Regions from separate parts of the Homo sapiens genome. Here region 2 is linked to region 1. A link is an interaction called in ENCODE POLR2A ChIA-PET data of the cell type or tissue named here. Cell type or tissue: A673. All regions are shown on one strand. Links, peaks and the distances in the headings refer to the core of each region. The heading gives the core; the rest is flanking DNA. Region 1 overlaps MEI1 (meiotic double-stranded break formation protein 1). Region 2 overlaps MEI1 (meiotic double-stranded break formation protein 1).

The links. Peaks named below come from ENCODE experiments on the same cell type or tissue, not always from the same donor. Only the 100,000 strongest peaks of a DNase experiment are listed, where the experiment ranks them.
Region 2: POLR2A ChIA-PET joins it to region 1 with 7 read pairs; 7 of 35 experiments call an interaction of 5 or more read pairs at or near these places.

What each region holds. Positions count from the first base shown.
Region 1 is chr22:41,712,904-41,718,283 of GRCh38, reverse strand. MEI1 (meiotic double-stranded break formation protein 1) reads right to left here. Exons shown (of 31, transcript NM_152513.4): 4 at 4,209-4,282; 5 at 2,138-2,243; 6 at 10-213. Among named protein-coding and RNA genes, the nearest start is that of MEI1, 16 kb to the right of the region's middle. In A673, for the core only: no CTCF peak of the experiment used is centred there; no DNase peak of the experiment used is centred there.
Region 2 is chr22:41,765,891-41,771,270 of GRCh38, reverse strand. MEI1 (meiotic double-stranded break formation protein 1) reads right to left here. Exons shown (of 31, transcript NM_152513.4): 20 at 310-585. Among named protein-coding and RNA genes, the nearest start is that of CCDC134, 32 kb to the left of the region's middle. In A673, for the core only: no CTCF peak of the experiment used is centred there; a DNase peak (open chromatin) is centred at 2,600.

The DNA of each region.
Region 1 (5,380 bases), core at 310-5,309:
ATGTCTTACCCAAGCAGTTAATCTGCAGCTCCTTTGTCTGGGCACCATCCAGGATGGAAAGGAAGAGGGGAAAAAGCTTCTCACGGAAGTGTCCTGAAAGCATCTCAGCTGCCACTGGTGAGGAGTATAGCTTCCCATAAAGGTAACAGACAGAAGCTTGTATGCCCTCACTGGGGTATACTAAGCCTCTCAACAGATGCTCCATCAGGTTGCCTGTCCAGAAAACAACCAAGGAGCCAAGGGAAATTTCACAATGTCAACTGCTATATGAAACTCCAATCTATTATTCCTAACGGGGTAGTAATGGTAAGTCCCTATAATCCCCCACAAAAAATGCTTTCTGCATGCTTAATCTAAAGGCAAAACCAAACTGGGCACAGTAACTCACACCTGTAATCCCAGCACTTGGGAAGGCCAAGGCAGAAGGATCACCTAAGGTCAGGAGTTCGAGACCAGCCTGGCCAACAAGACGAGACCCAGCATCTACTAAAAATACAAAAATTAGCCGGGCATGCTGGCACACGCCTGTAATCCCAGCTACTTGAGAAGCTGAGGCAGGAGAATCGCTGAAACCCACGAGGCAGAGGTTGCAGTGAGCCGAGATCATGCCACCACACTCCAGCCTAGGCAACAGAGCGAGACTCCAACTCAAAAAAAAAAAAAAAGAAAAGAAAAAAGAAAAAGAAAGCCAGGTGCAGTGGCTCATTCCTGAAATCTCAGCACTTTGGGAGGCCAAGGTGGGAGGATCACTTGAGACCAGCAGGTTGAGACCAACCTGCTCTACATAGTGAGATCTGGTCTCTAAAAAATAATAATAATTAGGCTGGGCATGGTGCCTCATGGCTGTAATCCCACCACTTTGGGAGGCCGAGGTGGGCAGATCACTTGAAGTCAGGAGTTCAAGACCAGTCTGGCCAACATGGCGAAACCCCACCTCTACTAAAAATACAAAAATTAGCCTGGTGTTGTGGCGGACGCCTATAATCCCAGCTACTCAGGAGGCTGAAGCAGGAAAATCACTTGAACCTGGGAGGCAGAGATTTCAGTAAGCCAAGATCATGCCACTGCGCTGTAGCCCGGTTCTGTCTCAAAAAATTATTATTATTATTATTAATTTTTTTAAAAAGGGGAAACCAACTTAAAGAAGTTATTTACCCTTTGGTAAATCCTCTGGGAGATATTTATTTGCATTTCACTGACAGAAAAAAGTGCTTCTATATTCCAGAATTCCTCCTTCCATCCAAAAGGAAGGTTCATAGTAGGTACTTAATTAATTTGTGTTAAAGAATGAATGGAGCCGGGCGTGGTGGCTCACACCTGTAATCCCAGCACTTTGGGAGACTGAGGCGGGTCCAACAGCAGGTCAGGAGATCGAGACCATCCTGGCTAACATGGTGAAACTCCGTCTCTACTAAAAATACAAAAAATTAGCCAGGCATGGTGGCAGGCGCCTGTAGTCCAAGCTACTCGGGAGGCTGAGGCAGTAGAATGGCGTGAACCCGGGAGGCAGAGCTTGCAGTGAGCCGAGATCGCGCCACTGCACTCCAGCCTGGGCAACAGAGCAAGACTCGTCTCAGGGAAAAAAAAAAAAAAAAAAGAATGAATGGAAGGCCAGCGTGGTGGCTCACGCCTGTAATCCCAGCACTTTGGGAGGCTGAGGCAGGCGGATCACCTGAGGTTGGGAGGTCAAGACCAGCCTGACCAACATGGAGAAACCCCGTCTCTACCAAAAATACAAAATTAGTCCAGCGTGGTGGCACATGCCTGTAATCCCAGCTACTCGGGAGGCTGAGGTAGGAGAATCGCTTGAACCCGGGAGGTGGAGGTTGCAGTGAGTCGAGATTGCGCCATTGCACTCCAGCCTGGGCAACAAGAGCAAGACTCCGTCTCAAAAAAAAAAAAAAAAAAAAAAAAAAAAAAAAAAAAAAGAATGAATGGAAATAGTCCAAGAATAGAGTCAAAAAACTGACCTTTTTCAAATTGACCGACATACAGTACATTTTGCAGACGGGGAAACTGAAGGCTAAAGCAGGAAAGTAATGACTTCCCAGGTGTACAGAGTGAATGGGACACCCAAATGGCAGTATGATAAAAGCAGGTAAAAGGGTAGTGGCAGCTCCTCCCACAGGTCACTCACCATGCTCCATTACAAGCTCGTCTGCCAGAGCAGGGATGGCATCCACCAACTTGCCAAGAAGGGTCAGGGTGGCCAGGCTGCCTCGCATGGAGGGCATGTTACACAGCTACAGAAAGTGAATATGCTCCATTCTGTCAATTAGGATCAGGACAGATCTTCCACCAAAACTGATCTTTCCCTACCCACACCAATGCCTGTATTGCATGTGTCTCTCACCACAGTCAGCAATCAGCTTTTTTAGCTTAGTGTCCAGCTCCCCCACTGGACTGGGAACTCCCAGAGGAAAGGGACTGAGTCCTCTCAGAGTCCTCAGTACCTAGCTCAGTGCATGTTTGTTAAACTGAATTAAAATCTACATATTTTGCCTCCATAGAACCAGAAGTTGGGGGACAAAAGTTTGAAATGTCATAAAGACAGAACACTGACTCGATGCAAAAAAAAAAAATTATTGTTGGCCAGGCGTGGTGGCTCACGCTGTAATCCCAGCATTTTGGGAGGCCGAGGCGGGCGGATCACGAGGTCAGGAGATCGAGACCATCCTGGCTAACACAGTGAAACCCCGTCTCTACTAAAAGTACAAAAAATTAGCCGGGTGTGGTGGGAGGCGCCTGTAGTCCCAGCTACTCGGGAGGCTGAGGCAGGAGAATGGCGTGAACCCGGGAGGCGGAGCTTGCAGTGAGCCAAGATTGCGCCACTGCACTCCAGCCTGGGAAACAGTGAAAGACTCCGTCTCAAAAAAAAAAAAAAAATTATTGTTATCATAGTTATTATAGCTCCTATTACTGAACATTCTCTGTATACCAGGCACTATGCTTCATGCTTTACAGGGAGAGTCAATAGTCCATATTTTACCTTTTCTATTGACTAGCTAGTCATACCACTTTTGGCAAGATTCTTAACTCTGGTGGGAAATAATAATAGTAACAGCTTTATAGGGTTGTTGATAGGGCTGAATGAGATATTACATATAAACCACCTCATACAATCCCTAGCCCATAGAAAGTGCTCAATAAATGTTAAGTGGCATCATCTCATCATAATCATAAGCACTGATATATATAATTATAAATTCAATCTGACATATTAATCATATGTAAAATAACTATGATATAATTGAAATATAATTTATAATGAAATGTTCTTGATGGTTTTAACAAGATAAACATTTGTTTTCCTTCTGCAAATTAAATAAAAAGTTATTCTGATATTATTCCTCAGTCTTAAATACAACACAAAAGCTGCTCTTTAACTGATATTTTTTTTTTTTAGATGGAGTCTTGCTTTGTCACCCAGGCTGGGGTGCAGTGGTGCGATCTCAGCTCACTGCAAACTCCACCTCCTGGGTTCATGCAATTCCCCTGCCTCAGCCTCCCCAGTAGCTGGGATTACTTGCATGCACCACCACGCCCAGCTAATTTTTTTTTTTTTTTGTATTTTTAGTAGAGACGGGGTTTCACCATAATGGCCAGGCTGATCTCGAACTCCTGACCTCAAGTGATCCACCCACCTCAGCCTCCCAAAGTGCTGGGATTACAGGTGTGAGCCATTGTGCCTGGCTAACTAATTTCTTTGACTACACTGAAGAAAGCAGATTAAACATACCATATCCACTCAATGCTTACCTCAGATAGAAGCAAACGCCTTCAGTACAAAGTAAGCTGATAGAACCAAACACCTTCAGTACTAAGTAATGTATACAATTCAAAATTAAATAAAACCACCAAAACAAGACATAGAGAACATATTTCCTTGACAACTTCATCAAGGAAATCTGTATTATAATTAGGAAGTCACGGAAAATGAACCATGGGATGATTATGCCAGAAAGATGGCACTTCATTGCATGGAGGTAACATTTGGGAGATTGAAAGGGGAAAGAAGAAAGCTGTAAAGAACACTGGAGCATGATCAGTGGACCCAGGCCTTAGCTCTGACTCTGCCACCAACTCAGTGACCTCAGGAAAGCTCCTTTTCCTCCCTGGACTTCAATCTCTCATTTGTTCAAAGGGTTGACCCAGCTCTGACATCTGAGGATTCTGAGAGACTCAAGAACCCATAGCTATTTTCTGACCTCTTTGTGGCACTCATCCAGCAGGCAACGGATAGTCTGCTCCAGCTTCAGCTGCGTTGTGATCTGAATAAGGACTGAACAGACACAACAGTATTACTAACCAGGAGGCACCCCCAACCCAGAGTCCACCTTCCATGGCCCTTCTACTCAATCAGTGCAGGATAGTGATTTGCCTGGGCTAATTGGTATTATACTTTTCTATTTCTTCCATTTAACTATGTGTGCACAGGCCAGGCACAGTGGCTCACATCTGTAATCCCAGCACTTTGGGAGGCCGAGGCAGGCGGATCACCTGAGGTGAGGAATTTGAGACCAGCCTGACCAACATGGAGAAACCTCGTCTCTATTAGAAAAACAAAATTAGCCGGACATGGAGGTGCAGGCCTGTAATCCCAGCTACTCGGGAGGTTGAGGCAGGAGAATTGCTTGAACCCGGCAGGCGGAGGTTGTAGTGAGCCAAGATCGTGCCATTGCACTCCAGCATGGGCAACGAGAGCAAAAACTCTGTCTCAAAAACAAAACAAAACAAAACAAAAAAACAACTATGTGTGCACATCTAAACTAAAGGAGTTCTGGCTTCTTTTTTTTTTTTCTTTTGATTTTGCTTTTGCTTTGTTTAGAGACAGGGTCATCCAGGCTAAAGTGCAGTGGTGTGATCATAGCTCACTGCAGCCTTGAACTCCTGGGCTCAAGCAATCCTCCCACTCAGGCTCTCAAGCAGCTGGGACTACAGGTACATGCCACTATGCCTGGCTAATTTTTTAATTTTTTTGTAGGGACAGGGTCTGTACTGCCCAGGGTAATCTCAAATGCCTGGGCTTCAGCAGTCCTCCTGCCTGTCTCCCAAAGTGCTGGGATAATAGGTGTGAGTCACCATGCCTGGCCTTCTTTGATTTATTATCAGTGGTTCTCAACTCAGGCTGCACATTAGACTCACCTAGGAAGCTTTAAAAAAATTCTAATGCCCAGCCGGGCGCGGTGGCTCACGCATGTAATCCCAGCGCTTTGGGAGGCCGAGATGGGCGGATCACGAGGTCAGGAGATGGAGACCATCCTGGCTAACACGGTGAAACCCCGTCTCTGCTAAAAATACAAAAAAATTAGCCAGGTATGGTGGCAGGCATCTGTGGTCCCAGCTACTCAGGAGGCTGAGGCAGGAGAATGGCATGAAT
Region 2 (5,380 bases), core at 329-5,328, 53 kb before region 1:
GAGATGACAGGGAGGTGAGAGGGGATGGTGACTAAGATCTGCATTTCATAGTGTCATCCCCTGGGGGGAAGAGAGGCACACATCTCTCAGTTGGTAGACTTCCATTAGACTTAGGAAAGAGTATGGATTTACAGAAACTAGGCACCTACAAGTAGAAGAGACCACCACCCCTCCAACTCACATGCAGACAGTGATAAGTCTGGAGGTGGGCTGAAGCAGATGTGGGTGCCTCCTGACCTCAGTAAACCGGCTCTCAGAGAGAGAAGGCCCACGATTTCTGAATGTAGAAATGAATGAGTGGTTGCCTACCAGCAAGATGAGCAGGATGCTGGGGATGCTTCTGAGCAACTGGAACAGGACTACTAAGCTGGCAGGAAGGGCGGGCTGCCCAGCAGAGGTGACATCATCCAGTTCCTCATAGCTGCTCTCTTCCCAGAAGAACCAAAGTTCCAGGACACGGTGCCCATACCTACTCATGAGCTCTGGATACAACAGAAAGAACCTGAGCAGGAGCGGATGGTGAGTATAGACTAGCTGCAGGTCTGGGATGCCTTCTAGGAATTTTCTGATTGCACTGACCATAGTCTGGAGGCAAAACAAAGAAAGGAGGTAAATACACCTTGCAGAGGACCCAAGAGACCCCAACATGGCCAAGAGATGACTAGGAAAAATGTACTGTCATCTCAGTATTCCAGGACACCTTGGCTAGCTCATCCCAAGGCACTTTAGTGAGAAAATACCACTGTACTTACCTTATAACAGAAGTTATCAACTAGGGGTGATTTTGTCCCCATGGGACATTTGGTAAAGTCTGGAGACATTTTTTACTATCTTGATTGGGGGAATGCTATTGGGATCTAGTAGGGAGAGAGTGGGGATGCTGCTAAATATCCTACAAAGCTTATCACACAAGAATGATCTGGTGCAAAATATTAATAGTGCCGAGGTCAAGAAACCCAGCTTGATGATGGTACCACAGTGGGTTGTAATTGTCAGTGTGCATGTCTACTTCCCACACTAGACTGAAAGCTGCTTGAGGGTAGGGACTGTGGCAGATTAATCTGTGCACTTAGCATAGGGCCTGGCACAGAAGGGGTGAAGGGGAGATATGTTGAATAATTTCTTTTTTTTTTTCTGAGACAGAGTTTCGCTCCTGTTGCCCAGGCTGGAGTGCAATGGCATGATCTCGGCTCACCGCAACCTCTGCCTCCCGGGTTCAAGTGATTCTCCTGCCTCAGCCTCCTGAGTAGCTGGGATTACAGGCATGTGCCACCATGCCCGGCTAATTTTGTATTTTTAGTAGAGACGGAGTTCCTCCATGTTGGTCAGGCTGGTTTCAAACCCCTGACCTCAGGTGATCTGCCCGCCTTGGCCTCCTAAAGTGCTGGGATTACAGGTGTGAGCCACCGTGCCCGGCCTTGTTGAATAATTTCTTACTCCTCACAAACCTACCTCTTCCCATTGCATTCCCATAACAATGTTCAAATTTCTTAGTATGAGGCTGGGCGTGGGGGCTCATGCCTGTAATCCCAGCACTTTGGGAGGCTGAGGTGGGCGGATCACCTGAGGTCGGGAGTTTGAGACCAGCCTGGCCAACATGGAGAAACTCCGTCTCTACTAAAAATAAAAAATTTGCCGGGCATAATGGCACATGCCTGTAATCCCAGCTACTTGGGAGGCTGAGGCAGGAGACTCACTTGAACCCGGGAGGCAGAGGTTGTGGTGAGCCAAGATCACGCCATTGCACTCTAGCCTGGGTAACAAGAGTGAAACTCCATCTCAAAAAAAAAAAAATTCCTTAATATGCTATTATATGGGTTTTACAGTTTTGGCTCATTTAGGTCTTTCACTCATTGTGAGTTCATTTTTGTGTATGATATGAGTTAAGAGTCCAACTTCATTCTTTTGCATGTGTATATCTAGTTGTTCCTGAAAATTTTCTGAAAAGACAAATCTTCCCCCATTGAATTATCTTGGCATCCTCATCAAAAATTGACCATAAATGTATGGGTTTACTTCTGGACTCTCAATTCTATTTCATTGATCTATATGTCTACTCCTATGTCAGTACCACACTATCCTGATTACTATAGTTTTTTGCTAAGTTCCAAAATAAAAAAGGTATGAGTCTTCCAACTTTGTTCTTTTTTTTCAAGATTGTTTTGACTATTTTGCATTTCCATATGAATTTTAGGTTCAGCTTATTCATTTTTGCAAAAAAGTACAATTGGGATTTTGATACAGATTGCATTGAATCTACCGATCAATTTGGAGAGCACTGCCATCTTAAACTATTAAGTCTTCCAATTCATGAATGCAGTCTGTTAATTTAGATTTTTAATTAAGAAAAAAACTAGAGAAAAACAGTAATGTTTTGAAATTTTCACTATATAAGTTGATATGATTTGGATTTGTGTCCCCGCCCAAATCTCATGTCCAAATTATAATCCTCAGTGTTGGAGGAGGAGCCTGGTGGGAGGTGACTGGATCATGGGGGTGGACCTCCCCGTTGCTGTTCTTGTGATACTGAGTGAATTCTCATGAGCTCTGGTTGTTTTAAAGTTTGTAGCACCTCCCTTTTCACTCTCTTCCTCCTTCTCCAGCCATATAAGATATGCCAGCTTCCCCTTTGCTTTCTGCCATGACTGTAAGATTCCTGAGACCTCCTCAGCCATGCTTCCTGTATAGCCTGTGAAACTGTGAGTCACATAAATCTCTTGTCTTTATAAATTACTCAGTCTCTGGTAGTTCTTTATAAGAATGCGAGAACTGACTAACACAAAGTCCTTATACTTTGTTAAGTTATATTCCCAAGTATTTAATTTCTTGATGCTATTGTAAATGGAATTGTTCCCTTAATTTCATTTTTTTTTTTTTTTTGGGAGACAGGGTCTCACTATGTCACCCAGACTGGAATGCAGTGGCGCAATCTCAGCTCACAGCTCACTGCAACCTCCGCCTCCAGGATTCAAGCAATTCTCCTGCCTCAGCCTCCCGAGTAGCTGGGACTACAGGCGCATGCCGCCACGCCCAGCTAATTTTTTGTATTTTAGTAGAGACAGGGTTTCACCATGTTGCCCAGGCTGCTCTCAAACTCCTGAGCTCAGTCAATCCGCCCGCCTCGGCCTCCCAAAGTGCTAGGATTACAGGCGTGAGCAACTGCGCCCGGCCTAATTTCATTTTCAAGCATGTTAATAAAGACTTAAGTCTACCTTTTCAGCTCCTCTCTATTCTACCTCCCATATGACTTAGCTAAGGCACATTAAGCTAGGCTTCCTTCCTTGAATGGATAGATTGGGCATCTTCCCACTTCTGTACATTAAATCATACTCTGCTCTCAGCTTCAAAGTTCTCCCTTCACCTCCTCCATCTCCTCCACAAAGCCTCTCCTGATGCTATATAATGCTTTGCTGGTTCTTGACCAGTCCCCCAGCTCCAGGAGAGCACTCATTACTGTAGCTGCCTGACCCATAGGAGATCTTTTTGTCTCTCCTGACAAACTTGTGTTCTCTGAGGGCAAGGAACTTGTTTGATTCATTTCAGACCTGACAGGGCCCCACATGGTACCTAGCTCATGTCAAGTGGTCAATCCACATTGGTTGAGTAGCTGAAATGTTGAGAAGCAAATAAAAAATCATCGGCATAGAGTTGTGTTCAACAGCTTAGGAAATGCTGATCAAACTGCAATGAAGTTGCTGAAAAGGAAGAGTTTCCAGGCATAAGTAAGGCCTGACACTCTGAAATATCCATCCCCACAGAGACACCCACACTCTGGCTATTGGGGATCCTCAGACACATACCTTAACACACATCAGTGTGTATCTCCTCCACTGCTTCCACAAAGGCTCAAAGACCATGAGAATCAGAAAGGATCTCAGAGATAACTCTGCCCAAGGCCCAGAAAGGGAAGGAGATCTCGCCAGGAAGGCCCAGAACATTAGCAACAGAACGAGAATGTGGACCCAGGAGTCCTGCCTTTCTGCACAATGCATGTATACAAGGTTACCCTGCTTCTACATAAAGGGCATTCACAGGTAAATGGTACCAAGGAAGCCTTTTCATAAAGATACCACATAAAGAAGGTGACATCAGAGACAGAAGCCAAGGAAAGGCCTGGGAGCTAGCAGGCAAATTTTATGGGGAAGACGTCCACGAGCCTCCTGAAGGTGCCCCTTGCAGCACTACCTCATCTAGGCAGTCCCATTGCTCACCAAGGACCTCAGTGACCATGGAGGGTGCTCCTCTACCCACACCTCTTTAGCCCAACCAGCTGCCCAGAACAAAGAGCTTCCCTGCCTCCAGTAGCTTGATGGTCCCTGTTCTGCCTTCTAAACTCTTTCACCTCCCTTCTAACCTTTCTTTTCACTCTAATCAGAACAACTTCCTGATAAACTAGGGCAACGTGAATCTACACGAGTAATTCTCAAAAATAATACTGGAGACAGGAGCAGTGGCTCACACCTGTAATCCTAGCACTTTGGGAGGCTAAGGCAGGGGGATTGCCTGAGCCCAGGAGTTTGAGACCAGTCCGTCTCTACAGGAAATAAAAATAATTAGCCAGGCATATGCAGTGGTGCATGCCTGTGGTACCAGCTACTCAGGAAGCTGAGGTGGGAATATTGCTTGAGCTCAGGAGGTCAAGCCTGCAGGGAGTTGTGATCACACCACTGCACTCCAGTCTGGGTGACAGAGCAAGACCCTGTCTCGAAAAATAATAATAATATTGAGTAAAATGAATAATAAAAAGAAAGAAAACGTCCATACAGTAGAATTCCAACTAAAAAATATAGAAGGAATTGTAAGCCAGGCACGGTGGCTCACACCTGTAATCCCAGCACTTTGGAAGGCTGAGGCGGGTGGATCAGAAGGTCAGGAGTTCGAGACCAGCCTGGCCAACATGGTGAAACCCTGTCTCTACTAAGAACACAAAAATTAGCCAGGCATGGTGGCACGCACCTGTAATCCCAGCTACTTGGGGCACTGAGGCAGGATAATTGCTTGAACCCGAGGCAGAGGTTGCAGTGAGCAGAGATCGCGCCACTGCACTCCAGCTTGGGCGACAGAGCAAAACTCTGTCTCAAAAAACAAAAACCGTATGGCCGGCACGGTGGCTCATGCCTGTAATCCCAGCACTTTGGGAGGCCGAGGCGGGCAGATCAAGACCATCCTGGCTAATACGGTGAAACCCCGTCTCTACTAAGAAATACAAAAAATTAGTCAGGCATGGTGGCGGGTGCCTGTAATCCCAGCTACTCAGGAGGCTGAGGCAGGAGAATGGTATGAACCCGGGAGGCGGAGGTTGCAGTGAGCCGAGATCACGCCACTGCACTCTCTAGCCTGGCGACAGAGCAAGACTCCGTCTAAAAAAAAAAAAAAAAAA